2 separate regions of the Homo sapiens genome follow, and region 1 is linked to region 2. Evidence: read pairs that join two places in POLR2A ChIA-PET (ENCODE). Cell type or tissue: MCF 10A. All regions are shown on one strand. Links, peaks and the distances in the headings refer to the core of each region. The heading gives the core; the rest is flanking DNA. Region 1 overlaps S100A7A (S100 calcium binding protein A7A). Region 2 holds the start of S100A9 (S100 calcium binding protein A9).

The links. ChIA-PET counts read pairs that join two places held together with the same protein. Peaks named below come from ENCODE experiments on the same cell type or tissue, not always from the same donor. Only the 100,000 strongest peaks of a DNase experiment are listed, where the experiment ranks them.
Region 1: POLR2A ChIA-PET joins it to region 2 with 5 read pairs; 2 of 35 experiments call an interaction of 5 or more read pairs at or near these places.

What each region holds. Positions count from the first base shown.
Region 1 is chr1:153,419,485-153,424,859 of GRCh38, reverse strand. S100A7A (S100 calcium binding protein A7A) reads right to left here. Exons shown (of 3, transcript NM_176823.4): 3 at 1,638-5,375. It also overlaps a transcript of S100A8 not described here. Among named protein-coding and RNA genes, the nearest start is that of S100A7A, 5.7 kb to the right of the region's middle. In MCF 10A, for the core only: no CTCF peak of the experiment used is centred there; a DNase peak (open chromatin) is centred at 2,209.
Region 2 is chr1:153,355,725-153,361,099 of GRCh38, reverse strand. It overlaps S100A9 (S100 calcium binding protein A9), which reads right to left and starts at 3,246. Exons shown (of 3, transcript NM_002965.4): 1 at 3,219-3,246; 2 at 2,667-2,831; 3 at 77-456. The coding sequence starts at 2,816. The coding sequence ends at 262. In MCF 10A, for the core only: no CTCF peak of the experiment used is centred there; DNase peaks (open chromatin) are centred at 3,329 and 3,869.

The DNA of each region.
Region 1 (5,375 bases), core at 148-5,147, 64 kb before region 2:
TAGTTGCCCTATTCTGCCATAAAACATTAGATCTTATTCCTTCTATATAGCTAGATGTTTCTATTTGTTTAGCCAATCTCCCTTCACCCCACCCACTCACCTTTCCCAGCCTCTAGTAACCATCATTCTCCCTACCTCCATGAGACCAACTTTTTTTTTTTTTAGCTCCCACAGATGAGTGAAAACATGTGATATTTATCTTTCTGTGCCTGGCTTATCATCTCTCGGTTTGTTTACATCTTCTATTGTCTTCTCTTATTTCCATTTCCTATTTTTATCTTCTCTGTTGGTGTACTTGGCTTTTTTGAATGCTGAACATTAAAAATGAATTTTTTTTATTTCAGGATATGGATGATTTTCTCTCCCTCTAGAGAATTTTCTTTAGCTTCTGGAAAGGAATTCAAGTAGCAGATCATTTAAATCCAATCTAGGATAAAGTTGATTCAAAACTAAATTTTAGGATTTATATTTCTGATCCATATACTTATTCCTAGGAGTAGCACTTTAGGTGTTCTAACTGAAATCCTGGAATGTTTAGAAGGGTACCTCTACCTTGGAAATCCTCTGAGCTTTGATGTTTATCTCCTAAAGGCTCTTACTAGCTATTTAGGTTTTTAACAAAGATTTTCTGATGGTCTGTACCTCTTGTCCTGTGCAACTTGTGAAAAGACGCATGCCTCAAAGGGAGAAAATTAGAGTAATCAACTCACCATTTGTTGCTTCTCTTTTATCTAAATTCTTGGCTTTTCAAGTTCTGGCTGTGTTGGAAGTCCTCAACACTGATTTTAATCTCACCAGCCCTGAATGACTATTAAAGTCGCAAATAATCTTCTTTGTCTCTTAGAAGTTACTTTCTGTTTGGTTTTTAACTTCTTTGTACAAACTACTTGAGAAATGATAAATTCCTCAGGAAGAGAAGCAGCTTTAATTTTGAGTGCATTGATCGAGTCTTCTTTCTCTTGGATAACCAGAGCCTTCAAGTCCTGGTTACTTGGTAGCTTTTTGATGCTTTGAAGCAGAAAATTTTCTGATTTTCATCCACGTTTTCTATGTTTTGTTAGGATAATTAGTCTGCTATGAAAGTATTCCATAACCAGAAGCAGACATATTGGCAGTAATGCTGAGCTATAGGAACTCTTGGTACTGTTGGTAAGAAAACAATAGTCAAGCCAAGAGCACATAGAGTCTGTGTCCCAGGTAGTCTACTTTTTGGAATATATATATATATATTCCAAAAAATATTCACACAGATACATAAGGAAATATATATAATGATGTTCCCCATAGTATTGTTTGTGGTGTTAAGGAGTGGGAGGCAATATGAGGTTAGGGAAGGTATTCGTGGAGAAGTGGGTAGACAAATACTGTGGCAGCAGATTATGAAGTAAATGTAGCTCGGATGTAATAATGCTAACTGTGCATAGAGCAATGTGGATATGAGTTGGAGTTCCACTTTAAATTTCTTTAAAGTTACGTTGTTGCATTGCCTGAAATAAAGGCTCTCATGCTCTTCTATGTAATTCCCAAAGAAGTTGATTGGCTCATATTAACTGCTTTAATTTACTTCAAAACATGGTAAAGAATAATAAAAGATAAAAAATATTTAAATAGAAAAATAAACCAAGGAAACCAAAGACTCTACTAGAAATTGAGTTTTAATATGAAATTGAAAATAATGGTAAATAAATGATGCTCCTAGTGAGAGGCAGTAATTCTTTAATCCAATAATATTAAGGCCAAAGAAAGGAGAGCACTGAAGCTTATCTGGTGCTGGTCAGAACTCTTGTAAAATGCAAGTTACAAAAACAATAAGATATTATCTCACACTTAGTTAAAAAAAAGTATATATATAAAATCTGTGATGAATCAACCCATTTCCTGGGCAAGAATACCAAAGAAACTACCTCGCAGATTTATAAGGGAACATGTATGAGTATGCTCTCATGGTGTTTTTATAGTGGCAGGGAACCAGAAACAATCTGGTTGTTTATCAAACACATGGTCTTTTATGATTTTCTGCTTCTTTTCACATTGTTCCCTTTGCCCTCTTTTCTTCCTGGAAAGTTGAGATCACTCTTCAGGAGCCTACTGAAAAACCACCTGCATGTGGGGGAACATAAGAGATTCCTGTAGAGAAGGCTGAATAAATGTCAGTCAGAAGAAAGCAAAGAGAGACAGGAGTGACGTCACAGTGAATTCAGCACCACGGACAGCTCACAGCACTCCAGCCCGGGCGACAGAGTGAGACTGCGCCTGAAAAAAAAAAGTTATTGGAATGTTTTGATATCAGAATTTCTGGGGAACATTTGGATTTCCAGAATCTCTTTCACATCAGCTGTAATGTGAGTGTGGGCATAGAGCTGTCAAGTATTCTTTCTCTTTAGTACCAATATAATGTCCAGTAGCTATTAATTATTCCAAATCAAGTAAATTCTTGCTCTAGTATGTGTTAGAACAAAGGTTGAATTCTGATCAATATGACACTAATACCTGTGCCCTTAGGCCTTGCTCTAAAATGTCCTCCTTCCAATGCAGAATGACACATTGCCCCACCCTATTCCTTGACACTCTTTCGAAGGAATATTGGATGAAATCAAATCAATTTTCTATCTGGTGACTGGAGCTCTGGGCTGTGGTTGCGGAGATGGTCTGGTCCCCTCTCCTCTTCATATCCATCTGCTTCTGTTCTATAAGCCACCTTGGTGAGTTTGGAATGACACAGTTCTCTTGACGACCTGCCATAGCAAATCAGCAATATCTCAGGATTTGGGATCTTAACTAGGAACTGTATGCCACACATGTGTCCCTGCCCTGTGATCACCTCTCTGGGATGACATGGGTGTGTAAACAGAATATCCGAATAGATGTGATGAGTCCTGCATTGACATAAGCATGGAGAGTGTGAAATAGTCTCAGGAACATTAGACAAGGCTCCCTTGAGAAGGTGATTTCTAAAACCTAGACAAGAAGATGAAGAAGTATTTGTCCACACACTCCATCCTAATTTTTATGTGCCATTGCCAATTGGACGGAATATTATCAGGTGAAATAAGAACTGGAAAAATAAAGGGAGGGCAGGCCCACATTAGGAGTGGCCAATTGCCTTCTGGACTGTAGCGATGGATTGAAGGTCCAGCAACCCCACCCCAGGGAGACCCTCTCTTCTTTTGGGAGATCAGTACGTGAGTCCTGAGGGAACTGTTCAGTCATTTGCCTTATCCTTTCTGGCCTGCTTCCAGACTCTGGGGTCCAGATTCTGGGGTCCTCCCCTAAGCTGCACAACCTGCCTCCAGGACTGGAAGTTTTTGGATTTTACACTGCTGTTTACATAAAGTAGTATTGACTAGAATTTGCACAAATACATTTTATATTGAAAAATGATATAGAGTACTTATTATGAGCTGGAATCCAGTACTACTATGTGCTGGGTAACCAGGAGATCCGAGGTAACAATGTTTTCCCTCCATGATTCCAAGTCTGGCTGGAAAGACATTAGGGGAATCTGAAGTAATGTAGCCACTATGGTAAGAGTGGGGTCATGGTGAGGGAGGCACAAATGAAGCAGAGATCATTTCTTTGGGGTGAAGGGATGGTGGTTCACCCTCTGAATGTCTAAGAGACACTGACATTAAAGCTCAGCCTTGAAATGTAATGTTAATGAGACAGAAGAAGTATTAAAAGACATTTCTGGTAGAGGCAGTAGTTTAAAAGATTGGTATTGAGACATGAAATACTGAGATATATTGATGGGGGGTATGTTGCGCATTCGGGGAATAACAGCAGCAAGGTGAATAGGAGGGATTCAGAGAGTGCTGCACAGAGAGGAAGTCAGGCACCCACACTTTTGGGACCCTGGCATGACGGTTCTAAGCAGTGACCAGCAGTCCCGGTGGAGGAGAGAGGAGGACAACAGGGGAAGATGGTTCTGGGCTGGAGATCTGCAGGGAAGGTATGGCCCAAGGAAAGTGGGCAACAGAGCTAAGAGAGGAAAGAGAGCAATTCTGGGGTGGATGATGGAGGGCAGGCTGCATAGAGAAGGCAGCAGGGGGCTGGGAGGAGAAAATGAAAGCCCAGGGACTGTAGGTCTCCGTGAGTTCCAAGAACAGGTGGAATGAGAATGAGAAAGGGAGAGAAGGAAAGAGAAGAAAACTAATGGTCAGACATGGGGATTTAGAGGTGAAAATGGCAGATCAGTCCTGAAGGCTGACGAGGTGCAGAATATGTTCAGGAAGGAATGTTCCTGATAAGGAGAGGAGATGCTGGTCTGTGAATAGAGGTGTGAGTGTGGAGTGGAGCAGTCATTCCAAAGAACAAATAGCCCATCTTACACACTGCTGCTGGTAGGATGGAAAGAGAATTTTTGAGATGTTTGCCTGATTCCTCCAAGAAGAATGTTTGCCTGATTGAGAGGTTAGCTGGAGACTGACCAGAGTAGTAAGAGTGATAGGGACACATGATGTGAGCCTCAAGGAAGAATACTAAGAGCGGCTGCACAGAACATTGCCTGGAAGTGACACCAGGTGAACACTGACCCTGTGTTGTGGCCTGCATGGAGAGACCCGCCAGTGCACTGCTAGGACAGCACTGTGTCCTGCCTGTTTCTGCATCCTCAGCCCATAACACACTGCCTGGCCTGGAGTAGACTACCAATAACAAACTACTCCATTACCTGCGAGATAGAGGTGCTGCAATTTCTCATCACAGTCAGCATGAGCTCTCTGTGTCAGTCCTTACAGAATTTCCGTGATGCTGCCTTATTCCAGCCAGACTGCTTACTTGGACTCCTGGACCACTTAGAGCTCCTCAAAATCTGGAATATTCATTCATCACCAGAAACCCAGTCCTGGCATTGAGCAAACCATCATTTAGGACAGCTAAGCATCACAGTGACTCCTTCTCACTTCCACAGGGTCACCCACATAGGCACATGCACACAAGCACACAGCACAGGGAAAGGACACTGCCCCTGGAGCAGAGGCCACAGGACAAGGAAGCCCATCCTCAGGGCACTGCTGAGCCTCCCATTCATAGCCCCAAGGGCGCTGAACCTGAAGCCATCCAGGAATCCCTATGTGAGTGGTTTCTGTTTCCCCAAGCCCTGGAGAACAGCTGGGGCAGGAGTGGGAGGGCAGGAGCACACTGAGAGATGCCAGCTCCTTCTCAGTGCAGTATCTGAATGTGTCTGAATGACCCTGGTCCATGCCTTGACAAGGAGAGCATTGCTGTGACCTGGCAGGGGCCTTCTACCAACTTCCACCTGGAACCTGCCAAGGTGGCTGCATTTAGGGAACGGTGCAGAGGCAGACACCAGGACCTGTGTGAGAGGCAGATCAGCTCTGCTGGAGGCCATAGGGGGAACGTTGCTGGAGGGACAT
Region 2 (5,375 bases), core at 251-5,250:
ACAGGGCTGTCTAATGCCCAGAGCCCTGGGAAGGCAGGGTTGGAGAAGAGGTGGAAGAAGCACACAGAGCACTGACTTGGAGGAAGAGACTTTATTTGGCCCCAGCCCCTAGCCCCACAGCCAAGACAGTTTGACATAACAGGCCCCGGGGCCCTGGTTGGGTAGAGGCAGGGTGGCCTGGCCTCCTGATTAGTGGCTGTGGCCGTGGCCACCATGACTGTGGCCGTGGCCGTGGCCACTGTGATCTTGGCCACTGTGGTCTTAGGGGGTGCCCTCCCCGAGGCCTGGCTTATGGTGGTGGCCAGGGCCCTCGTCACCCTCGTGCATCTTCTCGTGGGAGGCCCAGGTTAGCCTCGCCATCAGCATGATGAACTCCTCGAAGCTCAGCTGCTTGTCTGCATTTGTGTCCAGGTCCTCCATGATGTGTTCTATGACCTTTTCATTCTTATTCTCCTTCTGCGGGTGGGGAGAGAAGGCTGTGAGAGCTGGGTGTGGCCAGAGGTGGGGACTGGGAGCACAGTAAATGACCAGCTGGCAAATGTACAAGGGAAGCCTCACCCTGGGGCTGGATTTAAAAATTAAAAATGACCATAGGCTGAGTGCGCACAATGGAGCAGACACTGAGCACATACCAAACGCTCTCCAGTTTATTCCCTCCATGACCCTGTGACTTGGGTGCTGATTCTCTATTTATAGAAGAGGAAGCTGAGTTCCAGGGTCTTGCCCTGGTCATGGCATGAGTAAGCCTGGAAATGTCACCTCATTTGGTCCTTATAACAACTTTAACAGCTAGGAATGGTATCTTCCTGGAGGAAGACTTGAAACCAGTCCTAGAGAGGGTCATTAGTTTTCACAGCTTGACTATTGAGGGCATGCAAATTCAGATCTGACTTAGAGGCCAGTTCCACTCTGCTACCCCTCTGCACTTCACTCCTTCCCCTGCCCTCCCTTCCCTTCCCTCTGGAGGTTACCAATTAGTGAAACTTATTTCAACCAATACAACGGGGAAACACCTAGAAAAACTAGGTGTGGGCAGGGGAGATGGAGGGTCAGAGAGCAGAGTATGTGCTCCGCTGACCTCAAGGGTGTGATAAAGTATAAAAGGGGAGATGGTCGGACAGGGTGGCTCATGCTTGTAATCCCAGCACTTTGGGAGGCCGAGGCAGGCAGATCACCTAAGGTCAAGAGTTCGAGACCAGCCTGACCAACATGGAGAAACCTTGTCTCTACAAAAAATAACAAAATTAGCCAGGCATGGTGGTGCATGCCTGTAATCCCAGCTATTCTGGAGGCTGAAGCAGGAGAATCGCTTGAACCCAGGAGGTGGAGGTTGTGGTGAGCCGAGATTGTGCCGTTGCACTCCAGCCTGGGCAATAAGAGCGAAACTCTGTCTCAAAAAAAAAAAAAAAAAAAAAAAAAGGAGAGACATCAGGGGAGGTGGAAGACCCAGACCCAGGCGGGGTCCAAGAGAGCACTGGTTGGTTCCAGCTCTGCCACCCTCTGGCTGAGTCACCTCGCTAAGTCCCCTCCCAGAACCTGTGGGGTACCCAGCCAATGCGAGCACTCTCCTGTGCAGCCCATCCATGAGGCTCTGCTTCCTTTCCCACAGCATCGCTTTGCTTCTGGTGGGGGATGTCAGGTGGGGGGTGAAGCGGGCATAGGGGGTCACATGGAGGATAGTTTTGCCATGCGGCCTCTCTGCTGGGCCCTTTCTTGCCTACCCCACCCAGCATCCTGCCTGCCTGAGGCCTCCACCTATGGAGAGCTGTCAGGGCCCCTAACTCTGAAGGCTGCAATTCTCCACCTTACCAAGGCGGAGGGAGGGGCACTGGGAGGGCTGGGGACCTACCCCAGGATGTCTGGCTCCGGGACTGGAACTGAGACTGAGACCCATGTGTTCCACCCTTCTTAATGCAGGCCTCTGTTTCCCGACTTTCCCCAAATTTGAAAAGAAAACAAAAAGGCTGTTGGAAGTGCTCAGCCTTTTTCTTAGAACTGCCTAATCATTTTTGGAGCGGGGGAAAAACCTCCCAGTTCCCTGAGTGCTGTGCAGGTGCTCTCCATGTGCTCTTTATGCATTCATTTTCCACCGCAGACCCTTAGGATTAGAAAAGCCCCCAAGTCTTCCACCCCAAGTTCCCGCCTGAGGCTTAGGGTCTCCTCAGCTTTGTGCCAAGTGTCATCCTCAGGGGCTTCCCTCCCCAACATTCGGGGCTCAGCTCAAATGTTACCTCCTCAAAGAGGCCCTTCTCATGTACCCTAACTGGTCACCTCCACCCCACCCAGCCCCATTGCCCACAGCGCACTCTATCTCATTTTCTTCCAGGCACTTATTGGCATTTGGCTTTATCTGTGCTCTTTATTGGCCAACAACTTTACTGTGTGTCTCCCTCCACTGGAATAGTGGGCTCCCCATTTACCACTACATCCCTCTGCCCAGAACAGGGCCCGACAAATAGCAGGTGTTCAATTGAGCAATTTCTTGACCCTGTCGTCCTGTGTAACTGTGAGCACCTGCCCTGTATAACAGGACACTCGCTGCGTCTTGGGGCTGGGCTCCAGGAGCTCAAATCTTCCCCTTGATTGCTGTAGCCCATACTCCCATCCTCCCTTGTCAACCCAAACTGCGGTGAGGCTGGGTCAGACCTGCCAGAGTCCAGCCCTACCTTGAGAAAATTTTGCAGATCTTTTCGCACCAGCTCTTTGAATTCCCCCTGGTTCAGGGTGTCTGGGTGCCCCAGCTTCACAGAGTATTGGTGGAAGGTGTTGATGATGGTCTCTATGTTGCGTTCCAGCTGCGACATTTTGCAAGTCATCGTCTTGCACTCTGTCTGTGTAATGGAAAACCAAGAGTTGGGACACTTAGAAGAAAATGCTGTCAAGCTTCTTTGACACTTCCTACTAAGCACTCACAGAAATAGTGGGGGAAGTGCAAAATAAAAAGAAAGCACAGGCTGCAACTTAACTGGGAGATGGCCTGTCACACACATGTACAAAATGATTTTTTAGAATATCTACAGAGTGCCAAAAAGCAAAGCATTTGAGGGCAGGAGGCCCCAGGGGAACATGACCTAAGAAAATGTGAAAGAAGCTTTAAAGTAGGCAGGGCCAACCAAGGAGGGCTTCTAGGAGGAGGATTTGGAAGGAAGTTGGGTCAGGGAAGGAAAGAAGGAATCGGCAGGCAGGCTTCTGCCTGGGGAAGCTGGCAGCTCACTTACCAAAGCCGAGGAGCCACACAGAGTGTTTGCCAGAGCTGTGCAGGCTCGGCATTTATAGGCAGCTCCTGACTGGGGCACTTGGCCCTTTGGCCCTGTCTCCGGAAGATTGCTTCACAGGTGAGCAGTGTGGTAATGCTGCCAGGAAGGGGGCTGGGGCGGGGCAGGAAATGTTCACAGAGCGCCTTCTGCTTTTTTGTGAAATTCCCAGCCCTGGCCTGAAACTGGTTTGGGAGGAAGCTGGTTGTTTAGTTCATTTCCCTTCTATCCTAAGGCCCTACTCTCCCCGAGCGAGCCTGCTGCTCCTCTGGCACCACTCAGCCCCCCATCCCCTTTGAGGTTGAAGCAGGCTGAGGACCTATGGGGGCCTGACCCTCTCGGCTGCCCCCCATGGGCAGTCTGCCCCTTCCTTTTAGTCCAACAAGGATGGTCTGAGCTCTCACCCATGCTTGCCTGGCTCTGTGATACTTAGGATGGCGAGGGGTTGGTGTTCTTAGATTCATAGGGTGAGATTTGGGGTTAGAAGGGTTCTCAGAGGTGGGCAACCCTCTTGCATTGTAGATGAAGAAACTGACACCCGGAGATGGACCTGAGCAAGGTCACATAGCTGGTTGCTGACTTGGCAGGAAGGGGACCCAGCTATTCTGGTTCCTGGTTAAGGGCAATTCTGATGATACCTTCCTCTTGCAGTCTGAGTGAGAGAGCCTCAGGGCGAATATGTTTCTAGCATCTCTCAGCATCATTTTTCTAAATCCTGCTCCCAGCAAGGGTTCCAGGAACTTATAACTTGGGAGACAACTGTTTTTACTTAGCCTCCTGGTGGGCAAGATGTGTCCTTCTCCTGCTACGAACCTCCAGTTGCTCCCCATTGCCTATGGAGAAAGCTTGGCTTAGCCCTGCGCACAAAGCCCTCTTGGAATGGCCCTGCCTGTCCGGCCAGCTTCCCTTTCACTACCTCCCTGCCCACTGTGGGAACACAGGGCCCACCTCCCACCTTGCCACCCCAGGAGTGCCCTTCCCCTACTCCACAGTGATATCCTGCCCGCCCCCACGGCTCAGTTCTAATGCACTCTCTTCCAAGGAGACTGCTCTGTGCTTCCCATTTGGAAACAGTTTCTGTCTTCCTGACTATGATTCTCATACCACTTCTGGCTCTCAACACTTGCTTTCCTGGAGTAAAATTATATACATATTTTGCCTCTGTCCAACAATTGGCTGTAGATCCTCAAAGGTAGGTTCTCATTCATGTTCTCCTTCTCCTATGCACACAGCCCGGGGCTTGGCAAGAGAGACACCCTCGGATTTGCTGATTGATCCTTGCTGAAGTCCTTGCTGGCATCCTTTCCCGTCACCCCTGGAAGCCAGTATGGATGATCCACCCTGGGACTCCCTCTTGCTTGCTGCCCCCTCTCTCTATCAGGAAAGATGGTTCTCTTCTTCTACCTGCACTGGTTATTTTGTTCTGTCTCCATGAAGCCTTCCTTTATTGCCCCAGCCCCTCCTGACTGCTTTGTCCTCTGAAAGCCTGAGGCAATCTCTGTGTGTGCTAAGCATTGGCCCTAAGCATGGCCTGCCTCACACTGCTGAGATGCACCTGGAGTAGTGGTTAAGACTTCAGACTGTCTGTGTGACCTTAGGCAGTTTACTTAACTTCTCTGTGCCTTACTTTTCTTATCAATAAAATAGGATAATATCAGGACTTACCTTGAGGATTGCGACAATACATGGAAAGTTGGGAAGAGCTCAGTAAATAAAAGGTATTATTACTAATAATCTTTTCATTCATTTATGCAACAAATATTTGTTGAGCACCTACTGAGTGCCAGATATGAATGCTAGATGCTGGGAGAACTTGATGAGTGAGTCGCAATACAAAGGGGAGACATAATCTTATATCCTGTCTTCCAAATTACGTTTTAAACTCTTGGTAGCTAAGGACAGGGCTTGGCACAGTGCTAAGCACACAGCAAGCATCTAATAAATAAATGAGTGCTTGAATACATGAGTCGCCTACGAATGAATGAACGGTGCAGACACAGCTCAGGAATACATGAGGTAGATTTCCTATCCAAGTCCACCTTCCATTGTTTAAGCTAATAGAGGAAACCCAGCCAGCAGCCAGCAGCCAGCAGCCAGCAGCCAACCCTGTGTGCCAGTGCA